Linked DNA regions of Homo sapiens: all the other regions are linked to region 2. A link is a contact called in ENCODE Hi-C or POLR2A ChIA-PET data. All regions are on one chromosome and are shown on one strand. The core of a region is the stretch at or near the end of the contact, and the rest is flanking DNA. Distances in the headings are between cores, read along the strand shown. Region 1 holds the start of YJU2 (YJU2 splicing factor homolog). Region 2 holds the start of MICOS13 (mitochondrial contact site and cristae organizing system subunit 13). Region 3 holds the start of EEF2 (eukaryotic translation elongation factor 2). Region 4 holds the start of PIAS4 (protein inhibitor of activated STAT 4). Region 5 holds the start of MPND (MPN domain containing). Region 6 holds the start of CHAF1A (chromatin assembly factor 1 subunit A). Region 7 holds the start of ZBTB7A (zinc finger and BTB domain containing 7A).

The links. Hi-C counts contacts between places; a loop is a spot of excess contacts on that map. ChIA-PET counts read pairs that join two places held with the same protein, here RNA polymerase II (POLR2A). Pooled maps may share reads with other maps.
Region 1: a loop to region 2 is called in a map of GM12878, with 3 times the contacts of the local background. The contact joins the promoter of YJU2 here to the promoter of MICOS13 in region 2. A Hi-C loop is called at or near these places in 2 of 168 maps with a recorded cell type or tissue (GM12878 and naive thymus-derived CD4-positive, alpha-beta T cell), 3 of 37 single-sample maps with no recorded cell type and 13 of 50 pooled maps. POLR2A ChIA-PET finds 5 or more read pairs at or near these places in 2 of 52 experiments (B cell and PC-9).
Region 3: a loop to region 2 is called in a pooled map, with 10 times the contacts of the local background. The contact joins the promoter of EEF2 here to the promoter of MICOS13 in region 2. A Hi-C loop is called at or near these places in 1 of 37 single-sample maps with no recorded cell type and 7 of 50 pooled maps. POLR2A ChIA-PET finds 5 or more read pairs at or near these places in 1 of 52 experiments (A673).
Region 4: a map of mesothelial cell of epicardium shows a loop between it and region 2 (32-fold over the local background). The contact joins the promoter of PIAS4 here to the promoter of MICOS13 in region 2. A Hi-C loop is called at or near these places in 1 of 168 maps with a recorded cell type or tissue (mesothelial cell of epicardium), 1 of 37 single-sample maps with no recorded cell type and 5 of 50 pooled maps. POLR2A ChIA-PET finds 5 or more read pairs at or near these places in 1 of 52 experiments (A673).
Region 5: a map of naive thymus-derived CD4-positive, alpha-beta T cell shows a loop between it and region 2 (12-fold over the local background). The contact joins the promoter of MPND here to the promoter of MICOS13 in region 2. A Hi-C loop is called at or near these places in 1 of 168 maps with a recorded cell type or tissue (naive thymus-derived CD4-positive, alpha-beta T cell), 2 of 37 single-sample maps with no recorded cell type and 8 of 50 pooled maps. POLR2A ChIA-PET finds 5 or more read pairs at or near these places in 2 of 52 experiments (CD8-positive, alpha-beta T cell and HEK293).
Region 6: a loop to region 2 is called in a map of CD8-positive, alpha-beta T cell, with 16 times the contacts of the local background. The contact joins the promoter of CHAF1A here to the promoter of MICOS13 in region 2. A Hi-C loop is called at or near these places in 1 of 168 maps with a recorded cell type or tissue (CD8-positive, alpha-beta T cell), 6 of 37 single-sample maps with no recorded cell type and 10 of 50 pooled maps. POLR2A ChIA-PET finds 5 or more read pairs at or near these places in 1 of 52 experiments (Caco-2).
Region 7: a pooled map shows a loop between it and region 2 (9-fold over the local background). The contact joins the promoter of ZBTB7A here to the promoter of MICOS13 in region 2. A Hi-C loop is called at or near these places in 1 of 168 maps with a recorded cell type or tissue (lower leg skin) and 6 of 50 pooled maps. POLR2A ChIA-PET finds 5 or more read pairs at or near these places in 1 of 52 experiments (naive thymus-derived CD8-positive, alpha-beta T cell).

What each region holds. Positions count from the first base shown.
Region 1 is chr19:4,245,532-4,248,604 of GRCh38, forward strand. YJU2 (YJU2 splicing factor homolog) reads left to right here and starts at 1,549. Exons shown (of 8, transcript NM_018074.6): 1 at 1,549-1,639. The coding sequence starts at 1,616. RefSeq lists enhancers at 609-1,380, 1,139-1,278, 1,619-1,708.
Region 2 is chr19:5,678,762-5,681,876 of GRCh38, forward strand. MICOS13 (mitochondrial contact site and cristae organizing system subunit 13) reads right to left here and starts at 1,755. Exons shown (of 4, transcript NM_205767.3): 1 at 1,697-1,755; 2 at 825-1,002; 3 at 584-635. The coding sequence starts at 1,725. It overlaps HSD11B1L (hydroxysteroid 11-beta dehydrogenase 1 like), which reads left to right and starts at 2,266. Exons shown (of 8, transcript NM_198706.3): 1 at 2,266-2,510. RefSeq lists enhancers at 844-983, 1,364-1,473, 1,504-1,583, 1,604-1,703, 1,714-2,183 and a silencer at 2,234-2,443.
Region 3 is chr19:3,984,053-3,986,958 of GRCh38, forward strand. It overlaps EEF2 (eukaryotic translation elongation factor 2), which reads right to left and starts at 1,411. Exons shown (of 15, transcript NM_001961.4): 1 at 1,326-1,411; 2 at 84-298. The coding sequence starts at 1,328. RefSeq lists enhancers at 1-828, 122-341, 1,597-1,646 and a silencer at 1,207-1,316.
Region 4 is chr19:4,006,444-4,009,365 of GRCh38, forward strand. PIAS4 (protein inhibitor of activated STAT 4) reads left to right here and starts at 1,293. Exons shown (of 11, transcript NM_015897.4): 1 at 1,293-1,344. The coding sequence starts at 1,318. RefSeq lists enhancers at 319-1,210, 727-856, 1,211-2,101 and silencers at 1,057-1,356, 1,387-1,446.
Region 5 is chr19:4,342,184-4,345,162 of GRCh38, forward strand. MPND (MPN domain containing) reads left to right here and starts at 1,379. Exons shown (of 13, transcript NM_001300862.2): 1 at 1,379-1,417; 2 at 1,525-1,811. The coding sequence starts at 1,411. RefSeq lists enhancers at 291-410, 431-1,162 and a silencer at 1,231-1,520.
Region 6 is chr19:4,401,288-4,403,987 of GRCh38, forward strand. CHAF1A (chromatin assembly factor 1 subunit A) reads left to right here and starts at 1,353. Exons shown (of 15, transcript NM_005483.3): 1 at 1,353-1,527. The coding sequence starts at 1,476. RefSeq lists enhancers at 1,113-1,810, 1,811-2,506 and a silencer at 1,321-1,600.
Region 7 is chr19:4,065,536-4,068,465 of GRCh38, forward strand. It overlaps ZBTB7A (zinc finger and BTB domain containing 7A), which reads right to left and starts at 1,364. Exons shown (of 3, transcript NM_015898.4): 1 at 1,147-1,364. RefSeq lists silencers at 1-664, 1,145-1,344, 1,355-1,404, 1,445-1,504, 1,715-1,824 and 1 more.

The sequences.
Region 1 (3,073 bases), core at 299-2,798, 1.4 Mb before region 2:
GCCCGGCTAATTTTTGTATTTTTAGTAGAGATGGGGTTCCACCATGGTGGCCATGGTGACCAGGCTGGTCTCGAACTCCTGACCTCAGGTGATCCACCCTCCTTGGCCTCCCAAAGTGCTGGGATTACAGGCATGAGCCACCGCGCCTGGCGACTATAACGATCTTAAAAGCATACATTGCTATGCAATATCAGGACATCTGGACCTTCCATTGTTGTAGTAGTGTGTCCTCCTAGGCATTTGTAAGACGTTTTCTCAATTGTAAACATCTTATGACCCTGGCTCGTGACTGGCAGCGAATGTGCCTTGTTAATTTTAAGATGGAGTTGATTTTTGGCCAGGTGCAGTGGCTCATGCCTGTAATCCCAGCACTTTGGGAGGCAGAGGCGAGCAGATCACCTGAGGTCAGGAGTTCGAGACCTGCCTGGCCAAAATGGTGAAACCCCATCTCTACTAAAACTACAAAAATTAGGCAGGTGTGGTGGTGCGTGCCTGTAATCCCAGCTACTCGGGAGGTTGAGACAGGAGAATCACTTGAATCCTGAGGTGGAGGTTGCAGTGAGCCAAGATCGCACCACTGGAGGCAGAGGTTGCAGTGAGCCAAGATCGCACCACTGCCCGTCAGCCTGGGCAACAGAGCAAGACTCCTCAAAAGATAAATAAATAAACAAACAATTGCCACAGCAACATCAAGAAGTTACCCTATATGGTCTAAAAAAGGGAGGTATGAATAATCCACCCCTTGTTTAGCATATCATCAATAAATCACCATAAACATGGGCAACCACCAGCCCTTGGGGCTGCTTTGTCTGTGAAGTAGCCATTCTTTTATTCATCTACTTTCTAAATAAACTTGTTTTTGCTTTGCACTGTGGACTCGCCCTGAATTCCTTCTTGCACGAGATCCAAGAACCCTCTCCTGGGGTCTGGATCCGGACCCCTTTCCTGGAACAATCTGACACAGAGGAAACGTCCATGAAAGGTGGGGAGGAGGCTGGGGAAGGAGGCTGGGGAAGGAATGGGATGGGAAGTCCTCGTTAAGGGGAAGGCACAGGTGGGCAATGGAGGGACATTTGGGAGACACTGCGTATGTTTAGGAAGTTGGTTTGGAGCCTGATCTTTAAGTCAATGTCTGTGACTCAAGAGTCGTCCAGGGTCCTCTTAAGTCACCCTATGTGTGGCCCCAACCCCATGTGAGAGTTGCGGGCCCAGGAACGATGTGTGGATTCCCAGAGCCCAGAATACAAGGCAGGCGCATAATACATATTTGCTGAATAAAAGAATGAAGAACAAGAGGTCACGTTACAAAATTTTAACGAGCCGCTGCCCGCTTCTAGGGGGCGCAGCGCACTATACAAAATTCTCCAATTCCACATGGCTCCCGGAATCCTTATTTCGCGCTACTCAGGTTGCAACTCCGGAGGGAAGACGCTGGGACTTCCAGCTTGATAGGCGGGGATTGGAACCAATGAAAGAGGTCTGCTGTGTATGCTGCAGCCAATAATAGCGGCCGAAGGAAGTGACGTTTGCGGAAGTAAGGCTTCCGTCGGAAAAGCTCGATAATTACCCAGCCTAACCATTTCTCAGGTGCTTGCGAGGTGATCAGAAGGCAAAGATGTCGGAGCGAAAAGTATTAAACGTAAGTGTTGGGCGACTGGGGCTTTTCAATCGGAGCAGGACATCCCGGAACTCCGGGAGAGGGAGGAGCTTCCTGAGATCTCTTCTTTGGAACCCTTCTTTCCCAGCGGCCTTCCGCGAGATGGGGCTTCCCAGACTCCTCCCTAGACTCCTCCCCATCGCCTTCCGTCGGGGGGGTGGGCCTTCGCTAAGTCTCCCTTCTGGGCTGGGGTGTAGTTAGTCACCTGCGGGGCGTGGCTTGGGCTTTTACCCAATCACCACCAGATAGGGTTTTTTTTCTGGGGGCGGGGCTTCCTTAAATGCTGGCGGCCGTGTTTTGCCCTCTTCTTGAGGGGCGTGGCTCTGAGAAGCCCCGCCCCACTTGGGGACTGTAACCAATCGTGTACTTTGGGTGGGGTGGGGTGGGGTGGCGCGTGTGTGTGTGTGTGTGTGTGTGTGTGTGTGTGTGTGTGTGTGTGTGTGTGTGTGTGTGTGTGTGTGTGTGTGTGTGTGTGTGTGTGTGTGTGTGTGTGTGTGTGTGTGTGTGTGTTTTGTTTTTTTTACTGGGGTCTGGTCATGCAGATAACCTCTGCCTTACAGTGGCCAAGATTTTACTGGGGTCTGGTCATGCAGATAACCTCTGCCTGACAGTGGCCAAGATTCCAGACTCCCAGAAGAAAAGCAGAGGTTCAGTATAAACTATACTGTTGGCACACTTCTGTTTTTTGGTTTTTTGAGATGGAGTTTTGCGCTTGCTTCCCAGGCTGGAGTGCAGTGGCACGTTCTTGGCTCACTGCAGCTTCTGCCTCCTGGGTTCAAGCGATTCTCCTGCCTCAGCCTCCTGAGTAGCTGGGACTGCAGGCGCCCGCCACCATGCCTGGTTAATTTTTTTTGTATTTTAGTAGAGATGAGATTTCACCATGTTGCCCAGGGTGGTTTTGAACTCTTGATCTCAGGCATTCCACCCACCTCATACTCCCAAAGTGCTGGAATTACAGGCGTGAGCCACCGCGCCCGGCCCCACGCAGGTCTTTCTAGGAGAGCAGTCTCAGGCTTGCTGTAGGAACTCCTGGGAAACAGGAGCCCTGGGATACAAAGGGAGTGTGAGTATGGATTATGACAGATACCTCCACTGCACCACTGGAAAATAAAGCACTTTGTGTTTGGAGCACCTACTGGGTGCCAGACACTGCAAAGAGCACTTTATCCCCCTTGCCTCAAGGAATGCGTGCAAAGACTCTTGGAGACAGAGGACAGTGTGCGCATTTCACAGAGGAGTAAACTGAGCCCTGCAGGTTTCAGCTCCTCAGGATTCAGATCCAGGGAGATGACTCTGTAGGAAACGGATGTAGTATCGTGATTGGGAGGCTGAGCTAACAGAGTCCTGGTTTACCCTCTACAGAATTGCTGGGGAGTTGGGACTCCTCGGGGAACTCGGTCTCCTGCCTGAACAACA
Region 2 (3,115 bases), core at 505-3,004:
GATGGAGTCTCACTCTGTCTCCCAGGCTGGAGTGCAGTAGTGCAATCTCGGCTCACTGCAACCTTCGCCTCCTGGGTTCAAGCGATTCTCTTGCCTCAGCCTCCCAAGTAGCTGGGACTACAAGTGCGCCACCATACCAGGCTAATTTTTGTATTTTATTTTTTTGAGATGGAGTCTCGCCCTGTCGCCCAGGCTGGAGTGCAGTGGTGCAACCTCGGCTCACTGCAACCTCTGCCTCCTGGGTTCAAGCAATTCTCCTGCTTCAGCCTCTCAAGCAGCAGCTGGGATTACAGGTGTGCACCACCACGCACGGTTAATTTTTGTATTTTTAGTAGAGATGGGGTTTCACCATGTTGCCCAGGCTGGTCTCGAACTCCTGACTTCAGATGATCCGCCCACCTCAGCCTCCCAAAGTGCTGGGATTACAGGCGTGAGCCACTGTGCTCGGCCTCCTTTCCCTTTTAGATCCCTAAGAGACACGTGTCGGGCAGGAAGGAGGATGGACAGAAAGGAATGGCCAGGAAGTGGGGAGAGGGGCTAGACTGGGGTGTCTCCCTCCAAGCAAAGAAACTGGGTGCCTTACCTGCATTCCAGGAGTCACGGATGGGAAAGTAAATCTTTGGAGGGGCTGGGAGCTGGGAAAAAGAGATGGGCAGAAAGAACTGGTGAAAAGGCTCAGCAGCCCATCCCCAGAGGCGGAGGGAGGAGGACAGGCCGGAGAATCAGGTCAGCATCAATATGGAGGACAACATCGTGCAGGGCTGGAGGGACCTCCCAGAGCTGACCACCCGCCAAACCCTGGCCTCGTTCCCGGCCCGTAGTACCTGGGGTATCTGCAGGCCTGTCTGCTGACACACGTACTGGCTGAACTGGTACATGGCGGGGGGGACCACCTCCCCAGCCTTCTGTAGGGCTGCCTGGCTCTTGTCGCTGGGCCCCAGCAGCTCCTGGTCGTACACCAGGTAGACGGCGCCCCCAGCCACACTTCCCTTGATGAGGAACCTGCGGGCAGGGACGGGAGGAGCAGAAGCTCAGCGGACACTGACAGCCACCCTCAGGGGCCAAGGCCCACGGGGAGAGTGAGACCCTCCTGAGGGCTCACCGTCCACAGGGTGACACTCTGTAGTGCAGCACCGTCGACCCAGACCCCTATTATATACAGCACTCGTTTTACAACGTGCAAGGCAGGGCGGCTGGACGCCACTTGAACTGATGAACTGAAACCCAGAGGGGGAGAGTGGGTCACTCAAAGTCCCACAGTGAGCAGGGGCAGTGAAGACGTAAGATCTTGACCTTCTAGAAGCCTTCCAGCCCTGGAGAAACCAAGTGTCCCTGGGCGCCTCCTGCCCGCTGTCACTCGCAGCTCCGAGCACGCATTCACTTCTCATCCACGCCAGCGGCAGGATTCACCGGCATTCCCACCTCACAGAGAAGACAACTGAGGCTCGGAGGCGGAGGCTGACACCGCGAACTGAACGCCAAGGGCTCGCTGGGAAGCAGGAGGGAGGGGATTGGCGACCTCGGGAAGCCCCGCCCCTCTGAAGCCTCAGTTTCCCTATCTGGCCCATAGGCGGGGAACGAAGGGGAAGTGACTCTAAGGGAAGCGAAGAGCAGATCGGGACCAGACTGGAGACAGGGATGCCCACAAAAATGGACTTTTTCGGGGACTCGGGTCCCCTCCGGCGCCCCCACGCACCTCATCAGCGACCACACCCGGGCCACCATGGTCGCTCGGATCCACGCGCAAGGACACTCGGCTCGCCCGCCGCTTCCTGTCGCGGCGCCGCAGAGGCCTCTGGAAGGTGTAGTCTTTCTTGCCCGACGCAAGGTCCTCTGGGAGTCGTGGTGTCTTGCGGCTCTGAGACTCCAGAGAAGGGCTGCGGTCTCGCAGCGGAGGGCCGCTGGGAAATGGACGCTTTAAGGCCCGGGCCGCCGCAAGGCTGTCTGGGAAATGTAGTCAGCACGGCGCTGTTTGCACCTGGCCGCGGAGCCTCCTGGGAAATGTAGTTCGGCCCGGCCCTGGCACCGTGAGGGGAAAGAGGCGTCAGGTGCCTGGCTGAAGCCTGAAGGTGACCCGAAAACAAGTCAGAGCCCGAGAGATCCACCCGCGCCCGCGCGGGGGACCAAGGGCCCGGATTTAAGAAGAGTGTGCCTACAAGGCGGTTGTCACGGCAACGAGAGGGCGGGATTGTTCGAGCGCTGCGGCCCCCTCACGTGATCGATTCGGAGGCGGGGCGTCCGCCCAGTGGGCGGGGCCGGGCCCCTGCTGGGAGGCGAAGACCAGGCGGGCACTGTTGCCCGGCGACGCTCCGGCGCTGGGTCCCCGAGGCCCGGCCCCTCCCCGGGAGGAGGTGGGCTTCGAGTCACGTGACCCGTGCCCTACGGGAGGGGGTGCGGTCGGGGACCCGGCAGGAGGCGGCCGAGAAGAGAGGACCGTGGGGGCGTTCGCGTGGCTCCCAGCCCGGGACCCCACCCCCGCTGGACAGTGGGGGAAACTGAGGCCTGAGCGGGTGAGTGCACGGTTTAGGGGTGCGCAGAGGGTCACACGCCCGCTTTGTTCAGAGGGGAAGCTAAGGCCCGCCGAGGTCAAGAAGGGGCCGATGCGTTCTGCAGGGCTTCCCCCCATTTCTCCCGCATTTCGGCCGGGCTGCTTCAACCGTTCATCTGCCCATCCATCCATCTGTCCCCCACCCGTCTATCCATCTGGCCATCCACCCATCTATCCTTCCATCTATCCATCCACACTTCCGTTCATCCATCTGTCCGCCCATCCATTCATCCATCTGCTCCCCCCATCCTTCCACTCATCCATCTGTCCACCCATCCATCTATTTATCTGGCCACCCACTCATCTATCCGTCCATCCATCCATCCATCCATCCATCCATCCATGCATCCGTCCGTCCATCCATCCATCCATCCATCCATCCATTTATGTGTTCCCATTTATCCATTCATACATCCATCCACTCATCCATCTATCCACCCATACATCTCTCCGTCCATCATCCATCCATCCACCCATCCATCTATTCATCTGGCCATCCACCCATCCATCCTTCTATCTATGCATCCATACATGCATCTGTCCATCTATCCATTCATCCATCCACCC
Region 3 (2,906 bases), core at 161-2,660, 1.7 Mb before region 2:
CTCCCCGCGCACCCTGGCCCAGTGGCCTCCAGCTGCCAGGCCAGCACCTCCCTGCCTGGGTACAGAGGGCACAGGGAGCTCACGTTGACTTGATGGTGATGCAACGCTCCTGCTCGTCCTTCCGGGTATCAGTGAAGCGTGTCTCCCCGGCCCGGGCCGAGGCGATGATGCCCGCCTTGCACACCAGGGAGTCTGTCAGCGTGGACTTGCCATGGTCCACGTGGGCGATGACAGACATGTTGCGGATGTTGGCCTTCTTGTCCATGATGGCGCGGATCTGGTCTACCGTGAAGTTCACCTGGGCAAGACAAGGAGGCTCAGACCAGCTCGTGATTTCCAGGAACACAGCATGGCACGGAGCGTTCAGTCCAAACGAACCAGCATGCCCAAGGCCAGGAGGGGGTTGGTGCTGGGGTGCCCCAAGCCCACCGAATCTTGCCAGCCTAACACCCCTTAAGAGCCACCCCGCAATCTCCAAGGAACCACCGTTAATAGGTGTCATTCATGATTGACAACCCAGAAATAAAAGTGCTCAGGAATAAAACTGAGTGTCAACAGATTTCCTTGATACCAGGTACAAATACTAAAGTCTCATTTGGGGCCAAACACGTAAGGGATGAATCCTCTCCTAAAGCCCCCTCCACGTTGTCACCGGGCCACCCAAACTTCCCCGAGCAAGAAGCTTCATCATAAAATGCAAGGTCACCCCTTGGCAAACGGGATCAGACAAGGCCACCCACCCCAGGAAATAACGGGGAGCCGGAACGGCCCTAACTGCCACAAGCCTACACCTCGTGTCTCAATAAGAGTCTTTGTACATCTGGGAGTCATAGGAAGGACAAGTGCCTAAGGTCGACGATTAACAGCATCAGGAGAAGGTATTTGGAAGGAAAAGGGGAGCCTTTCAGGTGTCGCTTTGCTCGTTCTGCCATTCCCTGCCGCCCCTAGTCCCCCGGCAGAAAATCGATCTCAAACTCGCGGCCCGCGGGTTACATAAGGCGCCTCCCTGTCTCCCCGCTTCCACCGCGGTGCCCGCCATTACTACGCCTGCCACATCATCATTCCCCACCCCCATCCCCGCTAACAACCCAGCTCCAACCAGGTCTGGGCAAGGTTATGGCGCCCTCGGAAACGGAGAAAGGGCTCGGTGAACAGCGCGGCGCACAGACATGGCGGCGGCCGCTTCCCCAGCCCCGGGTCCTCCGGCCCCGCCGCCGCTACGTCTCCTCCTGGCACGGGGGGCCCCAGCGTCCCAGGCTAGGCAGCGTAGGCCCCGCGGAGGCCCCGCCGCCGCTCCGGGGCACCAGCGAGGCAGGGTTACTCACCATGGTGGCGGATGGCGGTGGATTCTCCCAGGTAGAACCGAAAGAAGCGAGTCGCGCCGAGGATGGCGGCGACGACGGCGGAAGAGAACGCTGACGTCAACACTCAGCTTTTTATAGGCGGACGCCGGTTGGGCGGGTCATGTGACTGCGCTGCGAAGGCGGGGCGAAGGGACGCCGCGCAAGCGCACGGAGGCGTGTCCCCCCGCCCGTTAACCCATTCGGCGCCGGCGCGGCGCTCTAGAATAGAAGCTGGGCATCTCGGGGGCGGTGGTCGCCCTCGGTGTGCAGTGTTCAGGTGCACAAAGTAAAGAGCGCCGTTTTAGCTGAGAACGAGAACCATAGCAACGATATTAGCTTACAAGTTGTCCAGTACTTCTATTAAAACCAATTTACAAGGTGAATAGAGTCTGTGGATTATACCCAAGTCAATTTCCCTGTTTGGACATTGTTACGTAAGACGATACCCCTGGGAGAAGCCGAGGGAAAAAGGACACTCGCGACCACTATACTGTTTTTGCAACTCCTTACCTGTAATTATTTCTAAATAAAAACTTTATAAGAAGCAGGCATCGGAATCACTGATCCCACAAATGCATACTGAGCATCTATACACCAGGCATTGTTAGGGGTTTTGTAGATATAGCAGTGGACCAAACACCTTGCTAGCTTGACCACACTGCGTGTTCTTCTACCAGCTACTAGGATTTCTCTGTGCCTCAATTTCACCTGCTCGGAGGTGATCAATACCACCCTATTGTTTGGGGGAGAGTGAAACGAACTAAAGACATCTAAAAGAATTAGGACCGTGCCTGATACCCAACGCTCAATAAACGCTATCTATTTTAATTAGCTAAGATTGCTATTAATAAAACAGTTATTTATTTCAGGACTGGTTTGCCATGTCCCAGGCACCCGGCTAAGCGGTTTACTGGCACAATTTCATTTTCTATTTCATTTCCTCTCCAGGGGGAGGCGCAGGAAGACTGTTTAGCATTTGTGTCCTAATCTGACCCTAAGAAACAGTTGAATGTATTTCATATCTCATGAATTGGCATTCAATTGTGTAACTCTATCCCTTATGAAAAGCCCAACCCGCTGTTTAGCACATAGTAGGTACTCAGCATTTCTTGCATGAATGATGTTCTCACAGTGCAAATGAACCCCCTGCGGTACATCTTTCCTTAAACTCACTTTGTGAAACAGGAGAGCCACTGCAGTGCTTTTCCTGGGCTGGGAGAGGGGGAGGTGTGGATCCACAAAAAGCAATGCAAATTCCAGCCTGGACTCTAAAATAAACCTGTACACTCCTCCCCCTCACGAATGCTTCGGGCACTTTGCTTTACAAAGCGCTGTCTCAACCTTGGGTTTCATTTAACGGATGATTGCTCTTCCTATCACCATTTAACCCAGTGGAAAACTGAAAAGTATCTTCCGAAAGGATTGAGGCTCTGAAAGGCAGAGGGCGCGGCAGGGAGCAGATGGGAGCGCCCGGGGTCCCTAACCACCTACACCTGTACCTGTGACGCGTTTAGTTAAGTTGCAAGTCAAGCGCATGCGCCATTTGGGGCATGAGTTTTTAGC
Region 4 (2,922 bases), core at 43-2,542, 1.7 Mb before region 2:
AGCAAGGCTCTCAAAAAAAAAAAAAAAAAAGGCTGGGCATGATGGCTCATGCCTGTAATCCTAGTACTTTGGGAGGTTGAAGCGGGCAGATCACTTGAGGTCAGGGGTTGCAGAAAAGCCTGGCCAAAAAAAAAATTAGCTGGGCGTGGTGGCAGTCGCCTGTAATCCCACCTACTTGGGAGGCTGAGGCAGGAGAATCCCTTGAACCCGGGAGATGGAGGTTGCAGTGAGCTGAGATCGCGCCATTGCACTCCAGCCTGGGCAACAAGAGTAAAACTCCGTCTCGAAAATAAATAAATAAATAACAATTTGGTATTTCATCCATCATGGACTCTTTTGCACTGATTTTTTTATGTTTAAAGTGTTGGACTAGCCAGGTGTGGTGACTCGCGCCTGTAATCCCAGCACTGTGGGAGGCCCAGACAGAAGGATCATTTAAGCCCAGACATTCGAGACCACCCTGGATAACATAATGAGATCCTCGTCTCTACAAAAATAAAAATAAAAAATAAATTGCACTAAAATACTTGATTATTGAAGTTTGAAATCCACTTCTACGGGCACGAAGCCACTTAGCTCCAAAGCCAAGGAGCGCTTTGGAGAAGAGGTCCCAACTGGTGCAGATCCAAGGTTTCCCATGGGTGGGGAGGCAGGATGGGGGGGGCGCCTGCAAAGAGGTGAGGGCTGTACGATCTCCAAGGAATTTGGGAGCAGGGGTCCCGCTTTTCTCCGCCGGGCGCCCCCAGCCAGCTGGTTGCCGAGCCCACGCCCCATCTGCACACCAGGACCCGGATGTGCAGCGCGCGGGGTGTCTGGGCCCGTGGAGCCTGCACCGCGCTGCGCTGCAAGGCGCCTCACTGTACGCACTGGCGGCCGTTGCGGCGGAGCAACCATCCCCTGCCCGACGCCGCCGGGAGTCTGGAGACGCACCTGGCGGCCGCCGCGCGCAGGAAGCCACGGCACCTAGCTGCATTGTTGTCGCTGCCACCGCCCCCTCTCGCCTTCCCTCCCTAGAGGAAACCGAGCACCCGTCCCCACCTGCGCAGGGCTAGTACCACTTTAAGGAGTCAGGCGCCGCCGGGGTAGGCGTGGTCGCCGCGAGCGGGGGGGGGGGCGCTGGTGTAGGACGGACCTGATTGGCCGGAGGCCCGGGCGGTGGCCGCGCGCGCCTGCGCAGGAGGCAGCAGCGCGCACCGGCGGCGGGAGGAGCGCGCGCGGGTGCTAATTGGCCCGGGCGGCGGCCCCGCCCGCGAGTGGTGAGCGGTCACGTGACGCGACGGCTGGGGGCTCCCGGCGCGGGGGACGCTGGTGACCAAGATGGCGGCGGAGCTGGTGGAGGCCAAAGTGAGTGAGCGGTGGCGGCGCCGGCCGGGGCAAGTGGGCGAGAGGGCGGGGGCCGGGCCGCAGGTCGAGGTCTGCGCCTTCTGTCCGGGGCCCCACAGCGCGGCCGGCCCGCGGCTCGCCGTCCCGGCCCCCAGACCCCGACCCCCGGTCTCAGGGTGAGGGCGGGGGGCGGGGAGGCCGGGGGCGGGGCCCTCCTGCCTCACCCAGGTCTTCGCGCCGGGGGTCGCTCCCCCGGCTTCAGGCAGGGTCCCCCCACCCAGCCCGAGCCCTTAGGGTCCCGGTCCCTGAGCGCCAGGCCAGGGCCGCGCCTCCCGGTTGAGGCACCGTCCCGCCGGGATGCGGGACGTGTTGAGCTACTCGTTGCCCTCTTGGTTCCGAGCCGGGGTCCTTGCTTTTTGGCTGGTGTGTTGGGGGGAGTGTCTGCGCCTCCCCGCCCACAGGGCTCCCAGGACTGCTATCTGGGTCTCGTCCCCGCCCAACAGGCCAGGCTGGGGTTTGCGAGTCTCCTGCTCGGAAGGGTCCCCCGAGTCCTGGATAGTGTCCTGCCACCGTCCAGGTGGAGGAGTCAGGGCCCTGAGACCACCCCCAAGACACGGCACGTCCTCTTGGGGTCTGGAGTTCAGGCTCGGTCTTGAGCCCCTCTTCAGCTCCTGCATTGGTCCCAGAACCCCGCCCCCTTCCCGACACCGTCTCTCACACGCCGGAGTGGGCGCTTGGGGGAAGGCTGGGCCCTCCCTTTCCCTCCCCATAGGATGGAGTTCGGACCACTCTTCTTGGTCACAGACCTTCTTTATTCTCCTTTTTTTAATCTTAAATCCTGGACTGTGCTTTGGTCCTACCTCGTTCCTCTCGGGACAGAATCTGAGGCTACTGATTCTGCTTCAGGGGGCTCTAAACCTCACCTGTGCAGCATCAGATACTGTCCTCAAACCTTGGCTGCTTCTCCTATTTTCTGCTCTTGAGCGAGTCTACTTCTTAGGTCAGACACCCACCCTCCCCCTACACAGCCCCCAGAACTTTTATGCACCCCAACTTTGGTTTCTAAGGTCCCCTCTCTTTCTGCCTATTCTCTTTTGTTGATCTCTGGAGGGTCCCCACTGGGTCCAAGGCTGGCCTCTTTAGAACAACTGTTGCTGCTGCTCTATTATACTTTGGGTCCTGTCCAGGTCCCATGTCCCATAGATACCATCTCCTAGCTTGGAACCACTTTTAATCATCCTGGGATTGAGCTCAGAGTATCCCCATTCCAGGGGATGTACCTTCTTGTAGGTGCCTACCTAGAGCTGAGGGTCTAAAACCCTTAGAAGTGCCCGCAAGGCCACGGCTTCCGGGGAGGTTAGGGGACCTCTCCCTCCCCCATCCCCTTTCACATCTTCCCTCCCCACGGTCCTGACCTGTACGTATCTTCTTCTCGGTCCTCTCACATTACCCCCTGGGATCTGAAAACACAGCACTCAGGGCTCTGTGATTATAGCATATACCTCTCTTCGCCTCCCAACCCTACACCCCTGCGCACACTTCTGCTCCTCTCTAGAGTTTTGAAAAGTGGAGACTCGCCCTGGAGATGTGGAGGCCTGA
Region 5 (2,979 bases), core at 129-2,628, 1.3 Mb before region 2:
ACTCACTGCGATGGCCAGGATTTGGGTGCAAGAGGCTGGAGGTGTGGCTCAGGGTTTTGGAAGGCAGGGGACGGAAAAAAAGCCAAAGAGAAAGTGCGTAAGGAGTTGGGGAAATAAACTGAGGCCGGTTTGGGCTATGCTGAGTCTGCAGGCCTTGGGGATGCCCGTTGTTGGCTGGACAGTCAGGGTGGGGCCCCTAAAGGGTGCCTGGGCTGGACAACAATAGTTCACATGTACCCAGCTCTTGCTCTATGTCAAGTCTTCTTCCTGAGAACATTCCCGAGCACCCTGGAGAGCCTCCCCCGCACCCCTACTGTCCAGTTCCCACTTCCCGACTGCGGTCTGGGCAAAGCCACCCGCACTTGAGCCCATCCCACGGCGTCCCGGAGCTTTAGGAAGTCCCCATCCCGGACTTTCAACCCTGCCAGGGACTGAGGGAAATCCCAGAGCCTGGGCTCCGGGACGAAGGTCCCAGGACAGGGTCGGGGATGTAGTTGCAGAAACAGGGTAGGGGACAAAGGCCGGGGCTGCACTGATCAGGCGCGCAACGAGCCCGGCCCTGCCTCCTGCTCCGCCCAAGGGTATGGAGGGCCGGACTCGGCTGGCCTTATACCCGGAGCTGATTGGCTGGTGAGTCCAGTCCCTGCCTCTGATGGTTTGCGCTCATAACTAAGGGTTTCTACTGATTGGTTTACATGGACGTCTGCCCATTGGTCAAATCCGAGTTGGTGTAATCAGATAGTTGACACGGATTGGTTGGTGCGGGAATCCAGTAGCTTGCTATCGATTGGTTGAGGGTGAAATAAATGGGACTCTTATCATTGGCTGGCGGGCTCCGCAACGGTCCAATCATGGAATCAGTCGAGGGCCGCCCGGGAGGGTGGGAGTTAATTCTTTAGCGACTGAGGCCGGCTTGGGCTCTTTGGCTCCACCTGTGTCTGCGCGAGGCTGTTCCCTATTGGAGTCCGCATTGTTCCCCTGGACCTGAGTTTCTCCCCTGGTCCTAAAGGCCGAGGCCTCTGAGTTCCTCAAGTGCGGTGACCGCAGGTCTCACCTTCTCCTCTCCTTGCAGCAGGCTGAGCCACTCGCGCACCCGCCCCAGGCTTCCACCTTGCAACCTCTATCCCTGGACAGCGAGGCCTCAGTTTCCCCATTCGCACCAATGAGCTCCCGGTCAACACCCCGTCACGCCTCAGTTTCCCGAATGTTCCCAGAGGGCTGAGTTCCCGATCTCTCTCCCGCGTGGGCATCCCCGAGGCCTCAGTTTCTCCGCCCACCCCAGCGCGCCGAGCCCTTCCCCCGACCCCGGCGACGGCCAATGGTTGGGGCGCCCCTCCCCTCCCCGGGGCGGGGCCGCGTGACGTGCCGGGAAGCCGGAGTCTAGAGCTCCGGGCGCGGGGAGGCGCGGCCATGGCAGGTACGGCGGGCCCAGCGGGGCGGAGGCGCGGGGCGCGGGGCTGCAGGGGCGCGGGGCTGCAGAGCCGTGGGGCGAGCGGCCTCCCTGCAGCCTCTCGCTGTCCGCAGCTCCGGAGCCGCTGTCCCCGGCGGGCGGTGCGGGCGAGGAGGCGCCGGAGGAGGACGAGGACGAAGCGGAGGCCGAGGACCCTGAGCGGCCGAATGCGGGAGCGGGCGGTGGACGCAGTGGCGGCGGCGGCAGTAGCGTCAGCGGAGGAGGCGGCGGCGGCGGGGCCGGGGCGGGGGGCTGCGGCGGGCCCGGGGGCGCGCTCACCAGGCGCGCGGTCACACTGCGGGTGCTCCTCAAAGACGCGCTGCTGGAGCCTGGCGCCGGGGTGCTGTCCATCTACTACCTGGTGAGCACCCCGCCTCCCTCGTCCCATCGCGGCTCGGGCAGGAAGGGGAAACTGAGGCCTGGAGTTCCCTTGCTGCAGGACAAGCTTCAGTGTAGGGAGGGGACACTGAGGCCCGGAGCTCCCTTGCTGAGAGACGAGCCCCGGTGTGGCGAGGGGAAACTGAGGCCCGGGGCTCCGTTGACTGCAGGAAGAGCTCCAGTGTGAGGAGGGGAAACTGAGGCTCGGAGCTCTCTTGGCTGCAGGAAGAGCCCCGACATGAAGAGGGGAGACTGAGGCCCGGAGCTCCCTTGGCGGCAGGAAGAGCCCCGGTGTGAGGAAGGGAGACTGAGGCCTGGAGAGCTCCCTTGCTTTAGGACAAGCCCCAGTGTGGGGAGGGGAAACTGAGGCCCAGAGCTCCTTTCCTGCAGGAGGAGCTCCCGTGGAGGGGACACTGAGGCCCGGAGCTCTTTTTACGGGACAAGCCCCATGTGGAGAGAGGAATCTGAGGCACAGATGGGTCCTTCTGGTGGGGAGGACGTAGATTACCAAACACCCCATCCCACAAAGGAGAAGCTGAGGCTCAGAGAGGAGCCACCACCCGCGCAGGGTCAGATGGGCAACACCCCGGCCTTCCTGTGGTTTCCCAGCCGTGAAATGGAATATTTCCCCACCATGGGAAAATTAGGGGATGGTTAAATGAATAAAGCCCTCAGCAGGCGCCTGCCACATGGTAAGCACTTTATCTGTGGTAGGTATTAGTACTTTTTTTTTTTTTTTTTTTTTGAGACAGAGTCTCGCTTTTTTGCCCAGGCTGGAATGCAGTTGCTCGATCTCGGCTCACTGCAACCTCTGCCTCCCGGTTCAAGCGATTTTCTGCCTCAGCCTCCCGAGTAGCTGGGACTACAGGTATGCGCCACCACGCCTGGCTAATTTTTTTTTTTTGCAGTTTTAGTAGAGACGGGGTTTCACTATATTGGCCAGGCTGGTCTTGAACTCCTGACCTCGTGGTCCGCCTGCCTCAGCTCCCAAAGTGCTGGGATTATAGGCGTGAGCCACCATGCCCGGCCTTTTTTTTTTTTTTTTTTTTTTTTTGAGACAGAGTCTCGCGCTGTTGCCCAGGCTGGAATGCAGTAGCATGATCTCGGCTCACTGCAACCTCTGCCTCCCGGTTCAAGCAATTCTCCTGCCT
Region 6 (2,700 bases), core at 103-2,602, 1.3 Mb before region 2:
CACATCTAGACATCTAGGTCTGTCTTCATGCCTTGACCATACTTTCCACCAGTCCTCCCCTCCAATTCTTCCTTGTCATGGCAGCCAGAAAGATGCTTCTAGAATGCAATTCAGGGCCAGGGGCGGTGGCTCACGCCTGTAATCCCAGCACTTTGGGAGGCCTAGGTGGGCGGATCACGAGGTCAGGAGATTGAGACCATCCTGGCTAACACGGTGAAACCCTGTCTCTACTAAAAAATAGAAAAAATTAGCCGGACGTGGTGGCGGGCGCCTGTGGTCCCAGCTACTAGGGACTCCGTCTCAAGAAAAAAGAAAGAAAGAAAGGAAGGAAGGAAGGAAGGAAGGAAGGAAGGAAGGAAGAAAGAAAGAAAGAAAACCTGTTTCTACACTCACAGGCTGACACTGAAGTTCTCTGTTTTGTGTGAGGCTTTTAATCTGCTTGATCTACACAGTTCAATCAAATATTTATACATTCACTCAAACATTTATTGACCTGGTAAATATGATCAGTTACTAACAGGTCCTGGGGTTCCAGTGAGGAATGAGTCCTACCCTCGCCAGAACTAATGACAAAAGGCAGAAATTAATTCATTAGTCAAATAACAAACTAATAAATAGACACAGCTGTAATTGCTTTAAGGAAAAGAACAGTGTTGTAGGCACTTGATATTGTCAGGGTTGGGGAAGAAAAGGCTTCCTGGGGTGACGATCTAAGATCTGAAAAGTATAAATTAGCCAGGAAAAGAGCTGCGAAAAGATTGTTCTAGGCAGAGAAAACAGCATGTGCCAATTTCCTGAGGATTAAACCAGAAACGATCCATTTCGTCCATTTCGTTCACTCATTCTACATGTTATTTACTGAATGTCAAATACTTCCGAAGCGCTCCCCAGACTTCGTTTTATTGTTCTTGTAGAAAGCAATTTATAATTTTAATTGCTGTTGCTATATTTAGCCGATGTCCCATTAGGATAAACTCAAAACTCCAGGTTCCTCATCTAAATCCCACTTTCAAGTTGTCATCTGCGCCTTGCGTAAAATGTTCTGGTGACGTAAGAGCCTGGGCCTCCCTCCTCTTAGGGACTATCCCACGCGATCAGCCAGTCGCAGCGCAGAGCAATGAGCTTGACACCTCCTTCCTCCAATCGCAGGGCAGCTCCTCCCAGCCAATGACAGGCCTCCGAGGGGAAGCCCAGTCCCTCGCGGATATGTCAATGGGCGAGCCCTGGGAGGAATGGAAGTCACGGATCTCGCGAGGATGCCCCCGGCGCCCCTCAATTCCCGAGGCGGGCCGTCACGTGACCCGGGCTCGCCCAATTGGCGCGCGGACTGCGGGGGTCGCCGCGGTTCCCGCCAAATACGAGCGCGGCGGCCGCGGCGGCAGCAGCGGCGCGGGCGGGAGGGCGAAGAGCAGCGGCCGCCTGAGGGGAGCCCGCGCCTCCGCCGCCTGAGAGGAGGTCGAGCTGCCGCCGGGGCGATGCTGGAGGAGCTGGAGTGCGGGGCGCCCGGCGCCAGGGGAGCCGCCACAGGTCGGTTCGGGCCCGCGCCGAGGGGAAGGGGGGGCGCGGCGCGCGGCCTGGACGGGCCGAGGCGGCGATGGGAGGCGGACGGGCCTCCGGGCGCCAAGCCTGGTCCTGCGGGCCGGGCGTTCACCCCCTGGGGCCTTCTCATCCCCAGCGAGGGCCTGGCGTCCCCAAGGGCACCCTTGTTGACGTTATTGTTGTAGCCGCGACCATATTGTTTGTTTCCGGCGCTTTTGCGTCAGTTCGTCCCTCCAGGACTCTCTGGGGCGGTGGGTCGGAGGGGCCGAGAGGGGAAACTGAGGCCCAGGGAAGCGAAAGGGCTTGCCCTGCAGGTTACTGGATGCGTTTGTGTCCCTTGACCATGTTGGACCTTGCAGCGGGTGGGGAAACTGAGGCCCAAGGTCGCACGGGCTCGGGGACCAGTACCGATGCCGCTGAGGGTCGGGGTAAGCCCGGGTAAGAAGAGGCCCAGATGGTAGAGATGGCCAGGAGGGTGGGACTCCCGAGTTCTTGCTCCTTCCTGATATGCACCGTGACTTCCTCCTCCGTGTGCCTTGGAATGGGGTCTTTGGAGCCCACCACAGGCCTCCTGAAACGTGGGAGGGTGAACCAAGGAAGACCAGACTGTCCCTCTCCCTTGCTGGACTCTGCATTACATAACGCTTTGGCAGCACTTGGCATTACGCTTTGGCACATAGTAGGTGCTCAGTAAATAACGTGAACGAATGAAGGGCTAGAATGGACGCCAGTCCAGTTTCTCAGCCTCAGCAGTGTTGATATTTGTTGCCGTCCTGGGCACGGCACTGCAGGGTGTTAAGCATCATCCCTGGCCTCCGCCTTTTGCAGGCCAGTAGCAGCCCCTCTCACCATGCCTTAGTAACAGCCAGAAATACCATTGCCCTGTGTCCCCTATGGGGCAGATTCCGCCTTGGCTGAAAATCATGGCTGTAGTTCCTTCTAGCCTGTGGGATTTCCCGGAGACATAAAATTAATATAAAGTTGGTACTGTCGTGGAGCTGTGATGTTTTAAGTCAGGATGTTTAACTTTATTTATTTATTTATTTTGAGACTGAGTCTTGCTCTGTTGCCCAACCTCTGCCTCTCTGGTTCAAGCGATTCTTCTGCCTCAGCCTCCCAAGTAGCTGGGATTACAGGCCTGCACCACCATGCCTGGCTAAT
Region 7 (2,930 bases), core at 114-2,613, 1.6 Mb before region 2:
GGCCCCGCGCCACCCCCCGCCGCCGGCGGCCAATCCCCACCCGGGCTGGGGGGAGGGCGATGCAAATTACCCCGGATCTGGGTCCGCCCGCCCGCCTCCCCCACGCCCGGGCCCGGCCTGCGCTAGGCCGCGCATCCCCGGGCTCGCCTGCACCGCGCGGCCGCCCGGGCCGCCGCCCTCCCCGGGGAGCGCGGGGAGGGTGACCCCCCCCCCACGGGCGGGGGGCCGAGGGGAGGGGGGCTGGGGACGGTTACACAACCAGGCGGGGAGGGGCCCCGGGGCGGGGAGGGGGCCGGCCCGCGGGCCGCGCAGCCGGAAGCCGGGACCGCCACCGGCCCCCGGCGAGGGGAGCCCGGCTCCAGGCCCCGCCCCCTGGCGGGCTGGCCCCGCCCCCGCGCCGCGCCGCGCGATCGGCCCGCGCCCATTGGCTCTCCGGCCCGCCGCTCACCGCCCCTCCTCCGCACCGCCCCTACCCGCAGGCCGCGGCGGGCTGTCGGCGCGGGGCACCCTGGGACTTGTAGTCCAAGCCGCTTGCCACCTGCCGGCTGCAAACGGCGGAGGGACTACGAAGCCCAGAGGTCCCTGCGGCCCTGCCCGCCCACCCGGACACCCCACCCCTTCCCCCTCCTTTCCGAAGCCCCCCTCCCTGTTTTTTCAGCCCCCTCCCCCCCATCCCCCATGGAGCTCAATCCTGGCCAACTCCAACGTATGCACGCAGCACCGAATAGGCCCCCGGGGGGCGAGAGCGCCCCTCGTCTTCAGCTGGAAACTTAGCAGGCGACGCGCCCCCCTATCTCCCCACGCCGGCTCCCCCCACCCTCAATGCAGCCCTGCTTCCCCTCCCCCGCTCCCCGCGCGCCTGGGAGCCCCGAAAAGCCATGCACCCGGGTTGGGGGGGGCTGGCGCACAAGCTCATGCACTTAGCCCCCAATCCCCCCTTCCCGGGCGGCGCCCCCTCCCCGCGCTCGGGATCCAGGGCGCCTCCAGCCTCCGGGCAGCTGCCAACCACCCCTTCCTCTGAAACTTGGGGGAACGTCCCCGGCTCCCCGGATCTCCCCTTCCCGAGGGGGCAGCGGTGGCCGCAGCGACCCCCGCCCGTCCCCGCCCTGCACCCCGTGCCGGGGGCCGCGCCGGGCGCTGACTTACCTCGCGGGGCCGGGCCGGGGCGCGCGGGGCCGGGGCCCGAAGTTGGGACTGGGCTCCCTCGGCCGCTCGCCTCCGGGGTCCGCGGCGCTCGCTCTGCCCGCGTCGCGCTGCCCTGGTCGCTCCCTCGCGCGGCGGCGGCGGCGTCACTGCCCCTACAGTAACTGTACAGTACAGCCAAAGCCCCGTATGATGCTCGCGACTCCCTTCCTGGTTTCTCCGAGGGCAAGAGGGGTCCTCCCTTGTCTTAAAGGTGCCGCAGCCGCCGGCCCCCCCACGCCCAGCCCGCCCCCCCCAGCCTGGCCTCGGAGGCCAGAACAGGCTCGGCAGGTCCCCTCTTGCCACGTCTCTGCCCTCCCGTGGGGCTTCGCCCGCTGCGCCGGGGAGACCGGGCTGTTATTAGGTTTTGTCAAGTCGGGGGGGGGGGTCCGGCCCGCCCCGGCGCGCCCCCCCGCCTCTGACCTCTCCGCCCCGCCGCGCGGCGCCGTGCCAGCTTGCCAGCTTATCTGGCCCCAGAGCTCCCCGGGGCGCGGGGGGAGCGGGCCCCCCGGGGTGGAGGGGGGGTGGGGGCCTCCAGATAAACAGGCCCCCAGCCTCTGCGCAGGGGCGGGGTGCGGGGGGGCGCGGGCTGTGCCCCCGACGCCCGGGGCGTGGCAGGATGGCAGCGGGGGCGGGGAGCGCGGTGCGCACAGCGAGGAGCGACGCGGGCGTGTGGGTCGCGCGGCCTGGGCTGCCGGGGGTGGGTTGGGGGTGAGGCGGTGGGGATCCCCCCGCAAGGCCAGGCCCTGGGCCTCCCCGGGCCTCAGTGGGACTTGCCGCGCCAGGGACCCCGGGGGGTGGCCTTGCCAAGGACAGCCCGGGTCCGCGGGGCTCCCGGGTCCCTAAATGAAACCACCAACCTGCCCTCCCGCGATTATATAAAGGAGTCGCCTCCACCCCGCTGCGCTAGGGGCGTCAGCGGGGGAAGGGGTTGGCGAGGGGCGGGGAGGGCGGTTGTTTTCCCGGCTTCGCGAGTTCCCCCACCCGGCTGCGGGCCGCGGGGCGGGACGGGGACCGGGCCCTGGACGCCTGGTCCGCGCGGGCCGCTCCTTGGCACAAGGGGGTCTGCATGGCTCGCGAGGGGCGGAGGTGGGGAGTGGGGAGGCGTTGGTTCAGCGCGACTTTTTTTTTTCCCCTGTCCGTTTCTCCCACTTCCTCCCCGGTCGTGGGAGAGGTCCGGCGGGGGACAGGGAAGGGGGAGCAGGGCACGAGTGGTGAGAACGTCCTGGCCCGGCCCGGGGAGGGCTGGCTGGTGCGACCGCGCGCCTGGGGGGGGGGGGGAGGGCTCCAGGACTCAGTTTCCCCTTCCTCATTCCTCCAGACAGAGAGAGTACTGACAGCTGCTTTAGCTGCCGTTTAGTGAGCGCTTATCCAGTGGGTGACCCTGTTCCGGGGCTCACTGTGCCTTCATTCTAACACCTAATCCCAGGGTCATTATTATGTTTTATTATTATCTGGCATTCTTAGTACCAACACCACCTGACAGCGGGAACCACCACCGGCCTGGGTGTAGTGTACCCAGCCTGTCCTCTGACTTCAAAGCCTCTCCTGCGAGAGACACAGTTTATGGCTTCTTCGCACAATTTATTAAAAGCGCCTTTCAACACCCAAACGGGTTGGATTGGCTTTTGTAATAATAATCTGGCTACGAGGGGAAACCCGGGAGGGCCCCCCGGAGGGGAAGTGGACTGTCTCAGGACTCGCAGCCTGAAACCAGCCGGGTAGGTGGGAAGGGACCCAGGGAGGGG